Linked DNA regions of Mus musculus: region 1 is linked to region 2. Evidence: chromatin loops called from intact Hi-C (ENCODE). Cell type or tissue: heart. All regions are shown on one strand. Each heading gives the region's core, and the rest is flanking DNA. Links, peaks and the distances in the headings are about the cores only.

The links. Peaks named below come from ENCODE experiments on the same cell type or tissue, not always from the same donor. Only the 100,000 strongest peaks of a DNase experiment are listed, where the experiment ranks them.
Region 1: a loop joins it to region 2, with 1.9 times the contacts of the local background. A loop is called at or near these places in 2 of 42 quality-filtered maps.

What each region holds. Positions count from the first base shown.
Region 1 is chr16:15,240,132-15,245,517 of GRCm38, forward strand. No RefSeq gene overlaps it. Among named protein-coding and RNA genes, the nearest start is that of Gm41423, 130 kb to the left of the region's middle. In heart, for the core only: no CTCF peak of the experiment used is centred there; no DNase peak of the experiment used is centred there.
Region 2 is chr16:15,292,645-15,298,030 of GRCm38, forward strand. No RefSeq gene overlaps it. Among named protein-coding and RNA genes, the nearest start is that of Gm41423, 180 kb to the left of the region's middle. RefSeq lists an enhancer at 1,826-3,402. In heart, for the core only: a CTCF peak has its summit at 2,478; no DNase peak of the experiment used is centred there; H3K27ac peaks cover 358 bases.

The DNA.
Region 1 (5,386 bases), core at 109-5,108, 53 kb before region 2:
TAAATATCAAAATATTTCTTTACAAAATGCTTCTTTGAAGTCATGAGATGAATTTCTTTTTGTTGTTTTTCATTTTCACTTTTTATTGATTCTTTGTGAGTTTCACATCATATACCAAAGTCCTACTCATATCCCTCATATCTTCCCTTTGCTCTTGCAACCTGCCCTCACAAAAAACTAAAAGGTGTGCGCGCGCGCGTGCGCACACACACACACACACACGCATACACAAATAAACAAACAAAAATATCCTGAGCACAGAAAACATCCTCATTGTTGAAGCTGTAGCATGTCAGTGTGTTCCATAGTATACCCCTCTGTCCACAAGTCTTCACTTGCAAACATTCATTACAATGAGTCATTGATCTAGTTTGAGAACTCTGGTTTCTATGTCACCATCAATATTGGATTCTTATTGGGATTCCTCCCAATTATCCTGTTGTTTCCCTGTGTCCCAGTAATCCTGCCTACAGCTTTGGATCATCAGGACTGGCCTTTCAATGCATCCTAACAATTCACAGATAGAGATTTTAAAGTGGGCCAACTTGGAGTCTTAGATTTGGGCCTGGGTGGTAGCTGAGCTAGCTAGTCTCTGTGCCTGTTCTCCCTTGTCTACACCACCAGTGCAAGTTTTCCAGCACAGCTCCAGGTAGGTCACCTAATACCGCCATCAATAGGAGGCAGGGCTAGATTACTGATGCTCCCTCCACTAGGGACAGGTGAGGTACAGGGTAAGCTCTCCTGAGTCCTGCAGCTGGAAAGGAGCAGGGCCAGCTCACCTGCTCTCCTGGGGCCAGTTCTCTGCAACAGGAGGTGAAGGGAAAGGGAGGGAGAGCATCACCCTGTACCCAATACACTACCTCACATTAGAGAAGTGAGGAAACCGGTCTCCCTGGCTCTTGCCCTCAGGGCTGGCTAGCCAAATATCTTGACCAGGGCCAGCCTTTCTGTGCTGCTCAGGTGAGGTGCAAGGCCTGCTCTCCTGTGAGCTGAGGCCAGCTAGGGACAGAGCCAGCTCACCAGCTTTCATGACCTTGGAGGGCCCTGCTCTCCCAACAGCAGTTGGGAGTTGGGGAGCAGGTGGTGAGTGGCAAGGAGGGAGAGGGCATTACCCCCATGCTCATGCCATGTCATGGGAGATGAGTGGTGGAACCAGCTCTCTTGCACTCTTACCCTCAGAGCCAGCTTACCCACATCCCTACCACCAGAGCCAGCTGCACTGTGCTACCTGGACAAGGTGGAGGGCCTGCTCTCCCAAGTACTGCCCTGGTAAGAAGTGGGACCAGCTCTCCAGATCATCGCAGCCAGTGAGGGTAAGGCCCTTTCTGCACAGACCCTGGACATCCATGTGGTCCCCAGTGACTACCCTAACAGGGACATCCCAATGTCCTCTAGTGGTAATATGAGCCATGGACATCAACACTGACCCCTGCCACTGGCTGGATAGCTACAGACCCAGACATAGCCCTCAGAGGCAGCATAGTCTGGAACCTCAGCATGGTCCCACATGGTTTTAGCTAGACAATCACAACAAGCTCATTCTCTCCACCCTCTAGCTCCAGTTCTATGTTTCTTCATGATGTTCAACATGTTCCGCTTCTTTGGTCTCACTTTAGCTCTAAGAATTCAAGTGACCATGATTAAAATATTAAAGCATGAGCAAAAATCCTCTTTCAAGTTATGATGCGTACATATTTTTGTCACAGCACTCTTTCTTTATACCTAATATTTTGATCAACCCTGAGCAAAACATCAGGATCTTAAAAGATGAAAACAAATAAACAAAAAATCAAAACCAAAAAAGCCAAAATAACTTTTCTGGTTTTTGAAGATTAATTCTGTGTTGTGATTATTCTTCAACATTAATTGAATACGGTTGCAATTCTTATATTCTTCATCTTTTCCTGCTGACCTTCAGCTTATAAGGTATTGAAAATCAATCTTATTATGTCTTTTCTACCATATGTTCTCTCCTGAATATAAATATTGCTTTCTAACTTTCCCAGCAAATTGCAGTGCTCTTTTCTTATTTTTATTCTTCTCCCATATATTATATTCCAAACTGCAGTTTCCCCTCTCTCCCCTCCCCTCAATATCTCTTCTCCCCTGGATCCACCCCTCTTCATTCCCCTAAGACAAAAAGCAAGCCTCCCAGGGAAATCAACCAAACACAGCATAAACGACTACAATAAGATCAGGAACATACCATCACATCAAAGTTAGACTAGGCAACATAGGAGAAGTAGAGTTACATAAGCAGGCAAAAGAGTCAGAGACAGCCCCCACTACCACTATTGTGAGTCTTACAGGAACACCAAGCTACACATCCATACATATATGCGGAGAGCCTAGGTCAGACCACAACAGGATCCCTGATCTCTGTGAGTTCTTATGAGTCCTTGTAAGTTGGTTCTGTGGGCCTTGGTCTTGTAGTGTCCCTGCCCCCTCTGTTTTCTTCCATTCTTCTTCTCCCTTCTTCTCAGGACTCCCTGAGCTCCACCTAATGTTTAGCTATGGGACTCTACATCTGCCCTCATCAGTTACTGGATGAAGTCTCTCTGATGACAATTATGCTAGGCCTTGACCACAGAACATTCTACAGGCAAGACAAATTGTAGGTCAAAGGTTTTGTGGCTGGGTCACGGTCCCAATCCCTCCACTTGAGGTCTTGCTTGGTTACAGAAGATGACCAATTCAGGCTTCATGTCCCCAATTACTTGGAGTCATCCTTAGGGTTACTCTTGTAAATTCCAAAGACATTGCAGAGGTCTCTACCTCACCTCCAAAATGCCTCTCAATTTCAGCTTTTTACAATCATTTTCTTCCTCTTCCCTCCTCCACCCCCCACCTGATTCTACCTACCCAGAGCCCACTTGAAAAATCTATTCTATTTCCCACTCACAGGGAGATCTTCGAATTCACTCTTAACCACTCCTTGTTACTTAGATTCCCTGGCTTTGTGGATTTTAACATAATTATCTTTTACTTTACAGCTAACATCCACTTATAAGTGAATATATACCATGTTTACCTTTCTGGATCTGGGTTACCTCGCGCAGGATGATTTTTTTCTCGTTCCAGCCATTTGCCTGCAAATTTCATGATGACCTTATTTTTAATAGCCAAGTATACTCTATTGTGATAATGTACCACATTTTCTTTACACATTCAGGAACATCTGGGTTGTTCCCAGTTTCTAGATATTATGAAAATGGGCTGCTATGAACACAGTTGGGCAAGTGATCTTGTGGTATGGTGGAACATCCTCTGCGTATATACCCAGGAGTATCATAGCTGGGGTTTAAAGTAGATTGATTTCTAATTTTCTGAGAACCACCATCTTGATTTCCAAAATGGTTGTACACGTTTGTGCTCCCACCAGCAATGGAAGAGTGTTACTCTTGCTCCAAATCCTCTCTAGCACAAATGTGCCACTAGTGCTTTTTATCTTGACAGATGTAAGATGGAATCTCAAAGTCATTTTGATTTACCTTTGCCTGATAGCTAAAGATGTTGGACATTTCTTTAAGGATTTCCAAATCATTTTAGATTCCTCTGTTGAGAATTCTCTGTGTAGACATGTACCCCACATTTTTTATTGGATTATTTGGTGTGTTGATGTCTATATTGGAAATTAGCCCTCTGTCAGATGTGGAGTTGGTAAAAAGCTTCTCCTATTCTGTGGGTTGCCACATTGTCCTATTGATGGTATTCTTTGTCTTAAAGAAGATTTTAAAGTTTTTTTTTTATTATTGTTGTTCTTAGTGCCCACACTATTGCTGTTCTGTTCAAGGATTTCTCTCCTGTGCCAGTGCTTCCAAGGCTAATCCGCATTCTCTCTCTTCTATCAGGTTCAGTATATCTGGTTTTATGTTAAGATCTTTGAACTACCTGCAGTTGAGTTTTGTGCAGGGTGATAAATATGGGTCTCTTTACAGTATTCTGCATACAGACATGCAGTTAGACCACCATCATTTGTTGGATATGTTTTTCTTTTTCCATTGTATATTCCTGGCTTCTTTATCAAAAATCAAGTGTCCATAGGTGTTTAGATATGTATAGGTCTTCAATTTGATTCAAGTGACCAACTTGTCTGTTTCTATACCAATTCCATGCAATTTTTATTACCACAGCTCTGTAATACAACTTGAAATCAGGGATGTTGATACATCCAGAAGTTTTTTATTGTATAGAATTGTTTTAGATGTCCTAGAGTTTTTCACTTTCCATATGTAGTTTTGTATTGTTCTTTCAAAATCTGTAAAGAATGTGTTGGAATTTTGATGGGGATTGTTTTTAATCTGGAGGCTGCTTTTCGTAAGATGGCCATTTTTATGATGTTAGTCTATGAGCACGGGAAATCTTTTCCTCTTCTCATATCTTCTTCAATTTCATTCTTCAAAGTTGTGAAGTTTTATCATACAGATCTTTCACTTTCTTGCTTAGAGTTACCCTAAGATATATTATATGGGTATTGTGAAAGTTGTTCTTTTCCTAATTTCTTTCTTAGTCCACTTGACATTTGTATATAGGAGAGCTACTGATATTTTTGAGGTAATTTTGTGTCTAGCCATTTTACCTCACTGAAGTTGTTCATCAGGTCTAGATGTTCCCTGGTAGAATTTTTAGGGAAGCTTATGTGTACTATCATATCATCTGCAAATAGCAATATTTTGACATCTGGATTTCAAATTGGTATCCCCTTGATTTCCCTTAGCTGTATTATTGCTCTACTTAGAAGTAAAAGCACTATACTGAATAGATGCAGAGAGGATGGGTGGCCTTCTCTTATTTCTGATTTGAGTAAAATTGCTTTGAGTTTCTCTCCTTTTAATTTGATCTGACTGCAGGCTTGCTATAAATTATGTTTATTATGTTTAGGTCTGTTCCTTATATTATTATTCTCTCCAAGGCCTTTTTCATGAAGAGGAGTTGGATCTTGGTAAATTTTCATTTGTTAATGTATCCTTGTATCCCAAGGATGAAGCTACTTGATCACAGTGGATGATGCTTTTGATATGTTCTTGGATTCAGTTTGCAAGTACTTTATTGAATATTTTTACATCAACATTCATGAAGGAAATGGTCTGTAATTCTCTTTTTGAATCTTTGTGTGGTTTGGGTATCAGGGTGTCTATGACCTGATAATATTAATATGCCAATGTTCCTTCTGTTTCTAGTTTGTGGAATTATTTGAGGAGTAAACCATTACCTTTTCTTTTTTTGAAAGCCTGGTCAAATTCTACACTAAAACCATCTGGCCCTGGGCTTTTTATTTTATTTTATTTTATTTTATTTTATTTTATTTTATTTTGGCAGGGGGGAGAATTTTAATGACTGCTCCTATTTCTGAAGGGGATATAAGTCTATTTAAATTATTCATCGG
Region 2 (5,386 bases), core at 100-5,099:
ATGTTGTCTCTGTATTTATCTGCTCCTTGTAACCATCTAACTATAGAGCAAGAAGGTTGACTTCTGAATTACTACATGGATGTGCATAAAGCTGTGGCTCCTTTTAGCTCTCTGATTGATGCTCCAGTAATGAGCTATGTGGAATGTTGTGTGGGTGGCCACAAGGACAGTCTTAGTGCTTGAAAAGTAGAAAACAGGTTCTAAAGATGTCAGGAATGTCTCATCTCACTCAGGACCTGAAAAGTTGCCCCCCACCCCCACACACACACACATACAACTTCCTATCTGTGTTTTGCCTTCTTCTTTGTGTGCATGGCATCTTATGTGCATTTCTCCTAGCCCTTGAAGTTAACTACTACTCTCATTTGTAAGCATCATGCTGGAAATCCAAGGATCCACCACCAGAGGCAACCATGAAGATGATATGCCACAAGATTGCACCTTTCTTACATCCCTCACAGAGGGACTTCTTATGGATTGGGCGCACTATTATCATCCTCTAGACACAAAGCCCATTCATTCTCTCTCACAATGAAAAGGTCAGCTCAGGAACTTTGGGAAGGTCGTGAAACACTCGCCCCTCTGGAAGGGAGAGGCTAATTAGCATTTCTCAAACTACCTATGGGTGGGGACACATTCACTGGTTGAGTGTTGCTCACCTTTAGACAAGGGAAGTCCTTCTCACCTCATTCCCTAAAGACCAATCAGTTTAAAGGGTTCACTGTTATGCCAATCATATTGTACCTAGTTGCTGATGCTCTGTCCTGCCCCTGGAAACCATATAAAAACTCACCAAACTGGTGCTGGTGGTCACCACCTCTCCTTCGGGTCTGGGACAACCCCAGAACAGTGGAACAATACATTCCTCTTGCTTTTTGCATCAATCCTGGCTCCACATGGTTCACTCAGGGGGTCCCTGGTAAGCTAAGGCTCCCTGGTGTCTTACAATAACATGCACTCTCAACAGTGATACCTTTCATCAAGCAAGCCATAAGGAGACCACAAAGTAGTCTAGAAAAAGCAATACTACTTAATTATAAATATGCAAAGGACAGAGCAGTGAGAGTTCAGAGAAGTAGAGAGAAGTAGGGGATGAGATGACCATCATCAGAGCCATGGCATGAGATATCAGAGTATCCTAGACCCATGTCACAGAGTCTCTTTCTAAGAACAGTAGCAAATATTCTGTCCTGGAAGCCATTGCCAGTATTCATGTATGCATGGGAGTAAAGGGAGCCTCCAAATTAAGTAGTCATTAAGCCAGAGGCTCAGGAAACTAGAAAGACAAGGACCTCTGGTTCTTAGTGATGAGTGTGGAACAGCTTACATGCACATAGACTTTGCTTCCATACTCATCTTGATGGTTTCCTCAGCTCTCTTCACACTGTACCATCTGTGTCCTCACCATCTTCCTATCATGGGTACTGATTGTATTATTTGGAGCCTGAGTAAGTTGAAAGCTTGTCTTCTAAGAATAATTTGGAAAATGGAAGACTCTCCATCACTCAGAGGCAAGCACTTTCTGGGCTGGCCTCCACAGTTAAGCCTTCTAAGGTTTCAATACTTTGGCTGCATAATACAGTCAAACAGAGCCCAATCAACAGGAGGAAGCCAGCTCACCAGGAGGTGAGCAGATTCACTCTACCTGCCAGAAACCTGAGATCAGTAATACAGAATAATCAGAATACCAGAGATCTCTAAAGTATCACATTGTGTAACAAGTGTGGCTGCTGCACTGCTCCTGCCTTCTCATGTCTCCTCTACTGGTCTGCTAACAGCCCTGTAGACCAGACCTCTGTGACTCATGACTCATTTGGTTAAATTTTTTATGCATTTTAGCCAGGTTTCCTTTTCTCAATTACTCAGCTGCTCCCCACTGAGTGAGGTCAGATAAGGAATGCTCCCCATACTTAGCCATCCTGTATGCAATCCCAGCAGCCCTTTCATCATTCCCTAAAGTACTCCTCTCCCACAGAAAACCTCTAGCTGCATTACACTCCTGCTTTTTCTGCCGTTGCTTCTGAACATTTTTTTGTTATGTACATTTTTTGATATACATTCCTTTATTTTTTTATATGTATGATTGTTTTTGCTTTCAAATATACATGTGTACCAGCTATGCTTGGTGACTACTGATGGCATTGGATCCTCTGAAACAAGAATCATAGGTTGCTGTTAGTACTGTGTGGAAGCTGGAAACTGAACCTGAGTCCTCTGCTGCAAGAGCATTAAGTACTCTTAACTCCTGGGCCATCTCTCCACCCATCCCCCCTATTATATTTAGAGTCCTTTGAGATTCTGATGAAAGACATGGAGCAACCACCCAGTAGTGCAGCAATGGCTGAGCTGTGTAGTTACCCTAGATCTCTGGCTAAACACTTTCTTTGTAAATGTTTCCAGAGCTCCTGACACAGTGAGTATCACTGATCATTATTGTAGAGAGTCTCGTAACAGCGCCACACTGTGGATATTACTAGACTCTTGGCAGGAAAGTAGTCAGGATACACCCTCTGGGTGCCTGGCCCTCATTCTCTTAACCTTTCTCCTACCAGGCCTGAAGCTGGGTACAAACATCCAGAAAAAATAAGACACATGGCTTGGGGAGAAGGGAGGGATTAGAAGCTATGTAATTCTATCTAATATTTGAGGCTTGGCAAGGGCGCCTATGGGATTTCATGAAAACCCCCGAAACTTTTTCATTTCAGAGCAATTAAGCAGACCCCAGCGTCCTGGCTCCACTAAGCCGTTCAGCTCTGGTTTTATTGCCCGTTTCCTGCCCTCTTGCCAGCACTAGCTCTCATCTTTGTGCTTGAAATAAAAAACCCACTCTGTTTTGGTGCCACAGAGGCACCCACAAGCAAATGTGGGCTATCTAACAGGCCCAGGCAGGCTGATGGCGCACATGTGGCCCCAGGGTCCCACAGGCACTGCTGTGTGTTATAATCAGAAACATCCAGCAGTAATTTAATAGTTCCCACCAAGCAAAGAGGCAGAGTGGAGCAGTTCCTTCCTCCATATACTTAACCCTTTGAGGAGGAAAGAAGGGTCAAAAGAAGGAGAAATTCATCTTTCTACTTGCTACCCAGGGACTTTTTGCTTCTCTTTTTGTGTATAAAGCTTCACTGGCTCCCAATTGTTGGGAAAGCTATTCTTGCTAGGATACCATCTTCCAGGGCAGTGTCCTACATGCACACAATGTTGTACTTATAAATGATAATGGGTGAGAACTAAGGCCACATCTGTCAGCATGATCTCTGGGTTACAGAGATCATACCTCTGGCCTGGACTACAAGTCTTAGGTTAGAGGAGAGAAGGTCTCTCTCACTGGTCTCATCCTAACCTGAAAATGAGTTTAGGCAAGCAACGAAATTACAAGCATGAGCTCTGGCAAATTTTGTCTTCGAAGATTATTTTAAATAAATTTCCATTTTGCTAGTATTCTTGACTAGAAACTCACCACTTATTTTTCTGTGTTGATTAAGAATGGTAGACAAAGGAGATGGCTCCATCAGTAAAGTGTCTGTTTAAGAAACTGAATATGGATATCCAGACCCCATGTTAAAAACAACAACAAAAAACAAAACAAAACAGAGTGGAGGTACTGAAGCATGTGATTACAACCAATGCTGTGTAAGGAATCAAGACAAGCAAATCCTTGATGCTTATTGGCCAGATGATCTAGCCAAATCCACAACTTCAACATCATCAGGAGACTCTGTCTCAAAAAAAAAAAAAAAAAAAAAAAAAAGAGTATATAGTGATTGAGGAAAGGCATTGACTTTTGGCCTCCATATGTATGTACACACATGTGCAGGGACACACATTCATGTCAACAACTATATACACTATACAAACACACAAAATAAGTTAATCAAAATTCAAAATTTTAAAAATGAATGGTGACAATTAATGGTAAAGTGACTTGTTATCACCACTTATCACCACTTATAGACAAGTAAATGCTGGCCAATATGAACATACATATGTGAACACACAAACACATATGTGCCCACATGTTATACCACTTCACAAATATTAATCTTATGCTACAGTATGATAAAGCTCATGAGGCTTGAAATAAGTTCTTCAAACTTGACTTCACTATTTAAACATTTTGAAAAACATGAAATGTTGAGTCACATCTGTCCCTTCCTCTGACTTGTGGCCATATTGCCTAGCAGGAATGTTTATGTCTGTTGTCTTAGACATTCACAGAGCAGCATCTTTAAACTTTTTATTGGAGCCTTTTTTAGTTAGTGCTTCAAAAAATTTCTACAGTATATTCTGATCATATTTATCCTACCATCACCCCTCCTAGATTCATTCCTGCTTCTTCGAACACCTAACTTTGTGTCCTCTAGAAAAAAAATAATAAAACAAAACCATCAAGTACAGTTTGTACTGCTTATACACTCTTAACTGTGTGGCTTTCCACTGAAGTGTGGTGGATCCACCAGAGGCACACCAGTAAAGAAAATGGCTCTTCCCTGTAGCTGCCTGCGGCCACTGGTTACTGGGTTCCTGACAGTAAAGATGGGGTTTTGGATGGGAAAGGCTGCGAGAGAAATAATGAGCCAAGACAAAGTTTTCTGATCAAGGCCAATGTTTACTTAAGAGTCTGAGCTTATAGAGGGGGAAGCCATCCCCCACCATGTCAGGATCTCATTGCTTTGTGAGGATCAATGTTTTGTCAGGATAGTGTTAGAACAGATTCAGCCTCTCAGCAGGTAGTGGCATCTTGGAGGCAAGCTGCAGATGTGGCAGAACAATAGACCTTATCTAGGTCGGAAGACTCCACCCTAAGTGAGCTAGCTGGCAGTGGCAGAGCAGGTCTGAGCCAACCTGCCTATTTTCTCTCTGTGATGAGATTTTTGTCTAGCTTGAGATGGTGAAGTTCTTGTTATGCTGTCTCAACTGCTGTGAATCCATATATGCGTCTGTCTTGTCCTATTCAGGAAATACTGCACTCTGTACTCTTTCAGTGCCTCTGACTCCTACACTGTTTCTGCTTCTTCTTCTCCAATGATCTCTGAGTCTTGGGAGAAAAGCTTGTGATAGAGATATCCCCTTTAGGGCTCAGCATTATGGTGTGTGTGTGTGCGTGTGTGTGTGTGTGTGTGTCTATCTATCTCCATGTCACTATATCAATTTTTATTTTTATTTATAGCTAGATCACATGGTATATATGTGTCTGTTTTTTCAGGCATTCCCACACTGATTTCCATTCATCTTTTCAAGCCAAGGGGACCTACAGAAGCCAGGGAGTCTCTCAGTGACACACTTTACTTATCTTTAAGAAGAAGACATTAAGTATTTGTCTTATAGAGACTTTATTAATTTAGGAGGAACTAATATTCACATCAGTAGTGTGAATATCAGTTTAAAG